Linked DNA regions of Homo sapiens: region 1 is linked to region 2. The links are chromatin contacts, found by Hi-C in ENCODE. All regions are on one chromosome and are shown on one strand. Each heading gives the region's core, a stretch centred on a gene start or an enhancer-like site at or near the end of the contact. The rest is flanking DNA. Distances are from core to core; before and after follow the strand shown.

Region 1 (5,237 bases), core at 1,851-4,350, 3.4 Mb before region 2:
AGACCCCTTACAAACACTGAAGTCAATGCTTGCTTCTAAGTTTGGCTAAGGGTCCTAGAAAGTAAGGCTTATACTTCTCTGTAACAGCCACCATTTATGGTCACTCCAAAATAGAGACAAACAACATGAATTTCTCTTAAAAATTAATATATAACATATGATTACTTATCTTGAGCCAGCATCCTACCTCATATATATAATCCTGATCTGATTAGGTAAAGGCCAGGAGGGAGAAATAGACAGCAGAAGAGTATTCAATTATATATACTTTAAATAAATTACTTAAAATGCTACTCAAGTGAGAGGTTATAATAATTGTAATGATCTATTACAATGACACGCCTTAATGATTTTAGCATACTGGGAAAACCATATTTGAAAAATAAATTTTGTTCTGAAAATTGATTTTGGAAATATTTGGTTAAGAATGGTAGTTACTTTGCTAAGATCTATAAATGGAATTCCCAAAGCAATCCCTTGCATTTATTAAAAAAACAAAAATTGTCTTGAATATAAATTATGTAATTAACATAAAGATTCTGGTAAATGCAGAGAAGTACAAAGAATACTTAAATCCTCTCTCTCCATAACTCCCATCAACTACTGTTAACATTCTGATGTCTGTCTTTCTAGTCTTATTTTTTTTAATTTTAGTTATTTACTTTTTTTTTTTTTGAGACAAGAGTCTCAGTCTGTCGCCCAGGCTGGAGTGCAGTGGTGTGATCTGGGCTCACTGCAACTTCCGCCTCCCGGGTTCAAGGGATTCTCTTGCCTCAGCCTGCCCAGTAGCTGGGATTACAGGTATGCGCCATCACACCCGGCTAATTTTTGTATTTTTAGTAGACACAGGGTTTCACCATGCTGGCCAGTCTGGTCTCGAACTCCCGACCTCAGGTGATCGGATGGCCTCGGCCTCCCAAAGTGCTGAAATTATAGACGTGAGCCACCACACCTGGCCTTTCCGTTCTTTTTTAAACACAAATTTGCCACGTGTTGCATCCCGCCTTTTTTTTCTCCTTAAAGGAAACAGTAAATTAATTATGAACAGTTTTTGATATTACTAAAAATTATTTGAAAATATGGCCTTAATGGCTCCATAATAGTCTTTACTAACAAAAGTCTTTGTATCTTTAATTATAGATAAGCCTACATGTGACAGAGAAATGTAGTAAACAACTAAAATGTTAAGTTTTGCTGGTAAAGGGAAAGCTTTGAAGTAGATTTGTTTCCTATGGAAAATATATGTAATGTAAGTAAACACTTAACTGGCTGACATATTTAAAATACTTTCCCAGGCAAGTAAAACCAGTGGGACTTGGAAATACTGATTTTAAAATTTAAGACTGGTTTTGTTAAAAATCTCAAAGTAGGCTGGGCACCGTGGCTCACGCCTGTAATCTCAGCACTTTGGGAGGCCAAGGCAGGCGGATCATGAGGTCAGGAGTTCCAGACCAGCCTGGCCAATATAGTGAAACCCCGTCTCTACTAAAAATACAAAAAATAGCCGGGTGTGGTGGTGCGCGCCTGTAGTCCCAGCTACCTGGGAGGCTGAGGCAGAAGAATCGCTTGAACCCGGGCGGCGGAGGTTGCAGTGAGCCGAGATCGCGCGACCGCACTCCAGCCTGGGTGCCTGGGTGACAGAGCAAGACTTCATCTCAAATAAAAAAAAAAAAAAAGTCCCAAAGTGGTTAACTGAAAGTACTTACTTTCAGCAAGTAAGAACTGTAAATGTTTAAGAGGACAAAACAGTTTTTCTCATTTATCACTCCCAACCAACCCATCCTAAGTCATAACAACATTCCATTTAACTCTAGGGATTCAGAATTTGAAGCATTACTTTTTTCACTGAATACTGGCATGGAACATGCTGTAACTGAACCATAAAAACCAACTACACACCTACAGAATGTCAAATGATCTGCAGGAAAAGCAGGTTACTGAATAGCAAGCAAGAGACAGCCTTTATCTATAGCCACTGTTCACTTTTGGTTAATTTTAACATCCAGATGTAGCAGGCTACAACTTTCACAGTATCTACTTCGTCTGACGTGTCATTCCTGAAAGTGGCCATTAGCTTTGTACACTGGACAGAAATGCAAATAATCAAAAACCAAATTGGCAGGACACAAATTTGCCACGAGGTTTATCATCAACCCAAATGCATACTTCTAACCTTTTCCCCCATTTCCCTCAAAAGTACACTCTGTAATAGGTTCTTCATGTCTGAGAAACATAAGGAATATCCATTAACTACACAGGCTTTGGGGAAGGTGGCTTTCAGTAATAATCTTTGTAAGATGCAAACAAAAAGGAAGAAAGAAAAATGAAATGTTTGACCTCCCGAGCACTGTGTTTAGCAACTTTTCTGTTTAATCAAACTTTTTGTGAATCATTATTCAACCTATCAATGTCTTCCTTCGCTGAAATAGTACCTGAAAAAGACAGGATGTGCTGAAGGCACTTTGAGATGTTTCAGGAACTGTTTCAGTTTGCCCAACATCCTCGATGCAAACTCGGGACTAGGGCCACCCACTTTCCCTCAGCTGCGGCTTTTGGGGTAACCACTACCTCTTCTAAAATCTGATCAGTGGAAACCATACCTTTCTTCACAGCTAGAACTCCCCTTTATTCCCCTCCCCGCCCTCCTAGGTGAGAACCAGGCCCGCCCAGGGCCCGGAGGCAGCCCAGGGGGTGCCGCCCAAGCCCAGATTCCGGGGGTGTAACCGGGGTACACGTGTCTCCGGAATCTCCCCTCCCACCCTTTGGCGGGACACCACCTACTCTTCGCTTTGCTTAGGTGCAGGGAGTGGTCGGCGACCGATACCCGGGATGCCTCTCCCGGGTACACTTGTCCACCCGCGTAGAAGTGGCACTCCTCTTCGCGAGTCCGGGGCCTCTCCTCTGTCTCCCAGCCCTGCACAGCTCCAGCCGGCAGCAGGAACAGCAGTAGCGGCAGCAGAAGCAGCCTTCGGTGGCGGCCGTGGTCCGGAGTTGTCGCGGCTAGCAGCGGCAGCGCCTCCATGACCACGCGAGCGCAGAAACACGTCCCTTGGCGCGAGCGCCGCTTCTGCCGCCGCCGGGCAGCTACAACCGCGTGCACGACGCCCGCGCGAACCGGGGCGCGGCCTCGCGAGACCAGCTCCTCCCCCTACCCCCCCTATCTGCTCCCCGCCCCGCCACGTGGGCGCCGGCCGCACCTCCCCCATCCCAAGCCTGCATTTGCGCCTGCGTCCCGCGGCTGACCAGGACCGGGAGCGTTGCCCAACTCTGTGAAGGCAGCGACAAGGTCTCCTGACCTCCGCGCTGTTTTAGACATCTTTCCACGTCCATCTCTTCCACAAAGCCTCACCACTGCACACAAGCCCCTCACAAGCGGAATCTAACCTATATGCTTGTGAATGGCTTGCATTTTATACTTCTAATAAGCTTTTTAAAAAGTCACTTAACGTTTTTAAAAATTATATTTACTTGACAAATCATAATTGTATACATTCGTGGGATGCAATGTGATTTTTTGAAATATGTATCCAATGTGGGATGATTACATCACATTAACTTATCCATCGCCTTGTTTACCTATGACTTTTATGGTGAGACATTTCAAATTTACTCTTATTCATTTTGAAATATACATTATTATTGACTGTATTTACCCTGCTGCTTACCAGAGGTTGGGAAGTAGGGAAGGCGAGGCGAGAGGGAAGGAATGGGGAGTTAGTTGTTGGTCAGAGGTTACCAAGTTCCAGATAGACAGGAATAAGTTTCAAGATCTAATAGACATTTACTAATTTTTTTTCTTGAAGTGATTTGTGTGAACGGGGCCATGATCTGCACTACTTGCAGCTCTTTTAAGTCCTGGAAAAACTTAGGGAGGGTAGGTCTAACCATTTACTTTCCTCCAGCATGCAAGGGCGTACAGGCAGTTTTTAGTGACCTAATCTATTGTTTCAAAGACAGCTTTTTTTTTTTTTAATTTAAATGAAGACTTGAAAAGTTACCAGAAAACTCTCCCAGCAGTGTTGTTCCTTTTTCTGACAATTACCCCATCACCCAACCCCTGGCCTTTTCCCTGCCCTCCCCACCCATCTCCCCGCCGTGGGCACCGCCCCGCTTGCCGCTGCAACCTGCCGTGTGCGTCTGCGCACTGGGGGCAGGCCCAGGCCACCGAGCGTCCACCAACTGGACTAAGACCACCTTGTGTCGTCACTTGTGACCGATCTTCTGCACTCCCACCCTCAGCACTGTTTTAGACCCTGTTCATCCTTCTGGGCCCATCTTGTACACAAAACTTCGCAGGTGACTGGCCTCGCGCCCTCAGCACTGTTGTAGGCCTTCTCATCCTTCACACCTATTTCTTCCACAAAGCTTCGCCCATGGCTGTCTTCCCACCATTGAAGTGCCAACGACCCTCGCCGCCAGCACTTGTTAGACATCCTTCCACGCCCATCTCTCCCAAAAAGCCTCCTCATCCCACGCCACCCCCGCCCCTCAAAGGGAAACTGACCTTTCTGCCTCTGAATAGCTCGCGTTTTATCCCTCTAACAGACATTTCTTATTCTTTTCCTTGCAGTGATCTTTGTGAACAGCCATGACTCCTCTCTCAAGTCGGAGCCCTTTTCAGGTCCCCAGAAAACTTGGAGAAGAAAAGTCTAACCTGAAAAGCCATATCCCTAGACCATTTCTTCTCTTCCAGCTGGAAAGGAACTATGGGGCAAACAGGCAATGTTGCAACTTAACCCTGTGTTAGGTTGTTTTTTTTTTTTTTTTTTTTTTTAGACAGAGTCTCGCTCTGTCGCACAGGCTGGAGTGCAGTGGCAATCTCGGCTCACTGCAACCTCCACCTCCCAGGTTCAAGTAATTCTCCTGCCTCGGCCTGCCGAGTAGCTGGGATTACAGGTGCGCGCCACCATGCCCAGCTAATTGTGATCCGCCCACCTTGGCCTCCCAAAGTGCTGGGATTACAGGCATGAGCCTGTATGATCCCAGGGTGCCCTCTGTCCTCCTGCAAGTGCTTGTTATCTTTCTTTTTAAATTAAAAAAAATTTTTTGTGGCTACATAGTAGGTATATGTATATATATATGTATATGTATATATATATATTTATGGGGTATATGGGATATTTTGATTCAGGCACACAGTGTGTAACAATCACATCATGGCAAATGGGTTATCCATCACCTCAAGCATTTATCATTTGTGTTACAAACAATCCAATTATACTCTTTTAGTTATTTTA
Region 2 (4,747 bases), core at 1,828-4,327:
TAAACAGAGGGGAAAAGTAATCCTGCTTAGGGCAATATCAGCTTCTATGTTCAAGTAACTCTTTTTGCTACCACCTTCAAGAAAAATCCTCCAGCCTCATTTGATTTTTCCAAATTCTCCTAACCAAAGAGAGTGGTTGCACTGCTCTTGGATTTAATAGAAGAAATAAAAGAGAAAAAGTTTATTGTTAACAACAAAAAATCATTTTCTTTGCTTTTGGGGCAAAAGGAAGAATAATGTTCTTCTAAATAAATTCAATCAATTCATAAATACTTATCAAATTGATCCTCTGTGCAAGACATCTGTGGTAGTGGTACTTTAACTGGTTTGTTTGTTTGTTTGTTTGTTTGTTTTTGAGACAGAATTTTGATCTTGTCGCCCAGGCTGGAGTGCAATGGCACGATCTCGGCTCACTGCAACCTCCGTCTCCCGGGTTCAAGCGATTCTCCTGCCTCAGTCTTCCGAGTAGCTGGCATTACGGGTGTGCACTCCCGGCTAATTTTGTATTTTTAGTAGAGACCGGGTTTCACCATGTCGGCCAGGCTAGTCTGGAACTCCTGAGCTCAGGTAATCCGCCCACCTGGGCCTCCCAAAGTGCTGGGATTACAGGGGTGAGCCACCGCACCCGGCCACTTTAACCCATTATTAACAGTTCATGTAATGCTTAATTCACTGAAACGTGACCACCGCTCACATTACTTTTACAGATCAGGTAACTCTGTTTTAAAAGTTATTCCTCTGGTTCTCAAGGTTAACAGAGATGAATAAAAGTTGATACTGAAAATGGCATACAATTTGCTTTATTTTAAAATATTCATTCTTTGCGTGGGGGTAATTAGCACTGAACAGTGTTAGCCACATAACGGTCTCTCTTCAACTATGTATGTTTTTACTAATGCAAGAATGTTAACTGAAATAATTGATCAAAGGGTAGGGGGAGCTAATTTACTTTAAGCCAACCGAATTAACGAACTTCTTTTCGCTATAAGGAGTGGTCATGTGACTCTGCAATGTAAATGAATAAAGCATTTTGTACATAAATGCAAAATAGTACACAACTCCTTATCCTCCAAACTTCTGCAAGCACGTTTTACCGTCGGGAATTACACAGAGAAGGTGCTGCCAAATTAGCTGAGTTTGGGCCCAGGTTGGATTTGCAACACCTGAATATAGCATGTGAAGGGAAGTGACAAAGGCAAGAGCCAAGTGGCCCCATTCGCCTTCTTCCCCAGACCACGTTGAGTCTGCCCAGATGTTGTCCAACCTGAGCGGTCCCCCTGAGTCCAAAGCTTCGGGAGAAGGCGCGCAACGAGGACTTCCTGCCGCCTTCTCAGGCTCCCTAAACAGTTGGAGCCTCCCTAAATGGCCACGAGGTTCCCCGGCCTCGAGCCTGTGCCAAGGGGCGCGCTGGCGAAGGCAGCAGAAAGAGCCCAACACCTGCCTCTCGCAGGCCCAGCGAGAAACCTCGCACCGCCCGCGCAGACCTGGCCGGCTGGGTTTGGGGCTCTAATCTCATCCTCACACCTGCTTAGGGAGGCAGGCGAGGGTTCTCCAGGTGTCTGGGTCCCGGGAGGATGAAAGGAAGCTGTTAATAGGCGTGCGCTGGGAGCGCAGCAGCGGACGCGCCGTGGTCGCTGGGCGTGGGAAGACCGGGATGCCTGGGCCACGGCCTGAGGGTTTGAAGGGACAGGCCGGCTCGGAGATCTCCCTTTGCTTTTTCTCTTCCCCTCGCTGGGCGACTAGCCAGGGGCTGCAGTAGCTTTCCACTCAGCCCTGCGACTTTTACACATTTCTGCCCGGGCGCACTTAGCGCGCAGCGGCTCCTGGCGCAGTGAACACAGGGTCGAGTCCTCTTGGGACGCACCCCGGACGCCCAGGCCTTCCCCCCAAAGCTCTCGCCGTCCTGTGGGGCTCCGTCGCCGTCGGGGCATTGGGTTTCCTTAATCCAGGGCTTCCCCATCTTGGGCAGGAGGAGGAGTCAGAACCCCTCCCCTCCCTCTGTCCCCCTCCTCCTCCTCCTCCGCCCACGGCCAGCCTGATTTTTAAATCTAATCTCTTATTTAAAGTCAACAGAGGAGCAGGAACCCCGCGCTCCTGCCTACAAGATATTTTTAAATAATTCTCCAACCTCTACCGAGAGGGACAGCCTTAAGGAACCTCCCTGTTTTCCCCTCTTGAAGATTTAGGTAGCAGACGTGGGGCGGGGGGCAGCGGTTCCAGGGTCGCAGCTGAAGGCCGAGAGCTCTGCGCACTTGGGGAGGAGAATTTGGGCTGGGGGCGGTGCGGGGGAAGCGACTAATACAAGAGGAATTAATCCCAAATAGCCACAATTTAACAAAAGAGCGTCAACTTGAAAAGACTTGAATCAAACCGGGAGCCGAGCCCCCAGGAGGCTCCTAGGCACGAAGCCTCCCTTGCCTCCGTCGGGGGAGATGGGGGGCAGGTGATTTCCCAGCATGTGACCCTGAAGAGGGAGGGTCTTGGGCCATTACGGGATGCGCCCAGAGACTAGGCGCGTCCGCACGCACGCACCCCCGGAGGAGACAAGCCGAAAAGACACTCCGCACCCCTCCCCGGGTCCTTGGCTCGGGACTGCGCCCCCGGTACTTTGCCCACCTCCCTCCCCAGCTGGGCGGGGACCACTGTTCTCCCTCATTCCCAAGGAGCCTCCGACCTCCTTGGACCCTTGGCGGTGAAAGGCTCCCAGCCTTCGCCCCTCCTGCCTTTCCCATTTCTTTCCCCCGCCTCCCGCCGACGCCCCCAGATCTGTTGGGCTCGCCCTTCCTGAAAGTAGGCGAGGCCCAGAAGCTGAGGTTGGGGCGCAGAAGGAGGGGGGTGGGAAGAGGGAGGAGCGGAGCGCAGCGGCCGGGGGCGTGTCTTCCACTAGCCCAGCCCCTGGGTGCGCGCGGCGGTGGTGGCGGCGGCCGAGCCTCGCTTTGAGAGACAGGTATCGCTTAGGCGCCATGTTGTGAGCGGAAGTGGGGGAGCGCGCGGCGGTCGCTGTTCTGCTGGGAGCGGGCGCGGGAACCGGCGGGGGGGGCGGAGCCGTAGTCCCGGCGGCGGAAGGAGGAGAGGAAGAAAGGGGCGAGACCCGGTGCCCAGCGGAGGCGCGAGGCTCTCGCTCAGCGCGCGGGCGTCTCTGGCCAGGCGCGCGGCTTTCGGGCGGTCGGCGTCGGCGTCGAGCCCTCTCTGGGGCCGCCGCCGCTGCTGCTGCTGCTGCCGCTGCCGCTGCCGCTGCCGCCGCCGCCGCCGCCGCCGCCGCTGCCGTGGGGCTCGGGCGGCGACGGAGCGGGGCCGGCCGTGGGGCGGGCGGGGAGGGAGGAGGCGGTGAAGGCGGCGGGCCGGGGGGGAAGATGCCGCTGGCGCAGCTGGCGGACCCGTGGCAGAAGATGGCTGTGGAGAGCCCGTCCGACAGCGCTGAGGTGAGTGCAGCAGGGCGGCCGGGGCCGGCGCATCTCCTCCTCGCGCCCCCGCCGGCTCGCTTCGCTCCCCGGAGCTGGCCACTCGGCCCGTTCTGATCCCGCTCGCGTCTTTCCCCCGGGCTCAGGGTTTTGGTTTGGGTTGTTGGGGTGGGTCTATTGGCCGGTCTGTCTGTTCCTTCCATCCTCACCCTCACCTCCTTCCCTCGCTCGGGGGGCTGCCAGTGTGGTGGCGCGTGGGGTTTGGAGTGGGCGCTGGGGCTTTGCAAGAAGCCAATTTTAATCAACTTTGCGTGGGGGAAGCGGGAGGCGGAGCGGGGGCCGGCGGGGAGTTGGGAAGTTTGGCCCAGCCGGGTCGGGGGCTTTCCCGGACCTTGGCGACTTTGGGAGATGAGGGAGGGGTAGGGATCGGGTTCACCGGGGAGCAGGGACTCTCGAGTCCAGCCGAGGGAGGGGCTGCTGCGGGGAGACCGGCGCGCGGGGCACGGGCGGCGGCGACCTGTGGGGGTTTCGGGTAGGGGGTGCAGGGTTTTGCCTCCCCCTCGTCTGCCGCAGCGGTTTCTGCTGCTGCAAAGAAGAAAGCGGAAGCCTAAGGTCCCCTACCCCCTCCGTTTCTGAGGTCGCAGAGCTAGACCCCCGTCCCTGTGAGTTTAACTTGAGTTTCCTGTCCATGGAGGTGAGAGGGTGATATTCAAGGAGATCAGCGGCCGCCGTAAAAGGCTTTCTGGTTTTCCTCGCCCGGGATCTGGTGACCGTCCCTGAGTCACCCATCCTAGTGCCCAAAACCCAAACAATATACCCAAACAGGGCAAAACAGAATTTCCCCGGGCGCATCACTACACCGAGCTTTCCTGAACCGCCCCTATCCCAGAACAACTCGGGGTCTGCGAAAATAATCCAGACAAGACCCGTTCCAAGGTATCACCGCTCCTCTCCGGAGTGGAAAATCAATTCCTGATGGTGGCGCGTCTGTGATTCTTCCTTCTTGACTTTTTGCTGCCTTCTCTCCCCGCAGCGGACTTTAGGGGATTACAGGATGATAGGCTGCGTGTGTGTAATAGTTACTGAGTGAGTGACCCCATTTCTGGAAAGCATGACTGAAACGCGGGGGTGGAACGGGGCAGGCTCTGATGAGTGGTGTGCTTGGCGGCAGCCGCTGCCCTGCCGGCCTCCGCAGTGTGAGAAGTAGATAGGGTTACTGGTTACGTCAGTAAAACCGAGGCTCAGTTTAATCTTGAGATGCGGGACACTTGCATTCTCCGGTATAATGGAGAGGGCGGGGGATCAGTTCAAATCGCTTTTCACTTTTTCCCCCAGTCACCTCCGCT

The links. Hi-C counts contacts between places; a loop is a spot of excess contacts on that map. Pooled maps may share reads with other maps.
Region 1: a pooled map shows a loop between it and region 2 (11-fold over the local background). The contact joins the promoter of PRDX4 here to the promoter of RPS6KA3 in region 2. A Hi-C loop is called at or near these places in 2 of 37 single-sample maps with no recorded cell type and 10 of 50 pooled maps.

Annotation. Positions count from the first base shown.
Region 1 is chrX:23,665,356-23,670,592 of GRCh38, reverse strand. PRDX4 (peroxiredoxin 4) reads right to left here and starts at 3,100. Exons shown (of 7, transcript NM_006406.2): 1 at 2,782-3,100. The coding sequence starts at 3,022. RefSeq lists silencers at 2,638-2,767, 3,118-3,297 and an enhancer at 3,047-3,341.
Region 2 is chrX:20,265,239-20,269,985 of GRCh38, reverse strand. It overlaps RPS6KA3 (ribosomal protein S6 kinase A3), which reads left to right and starts at 3,077. Exons shown (of 22, transcript NM_004586.3): 1 at 3,077-3,422. The coding sequence starts at 3,354. RefSeq lists silencers at 2,301-2,595, 3,017-3,236, 3,357-3,616.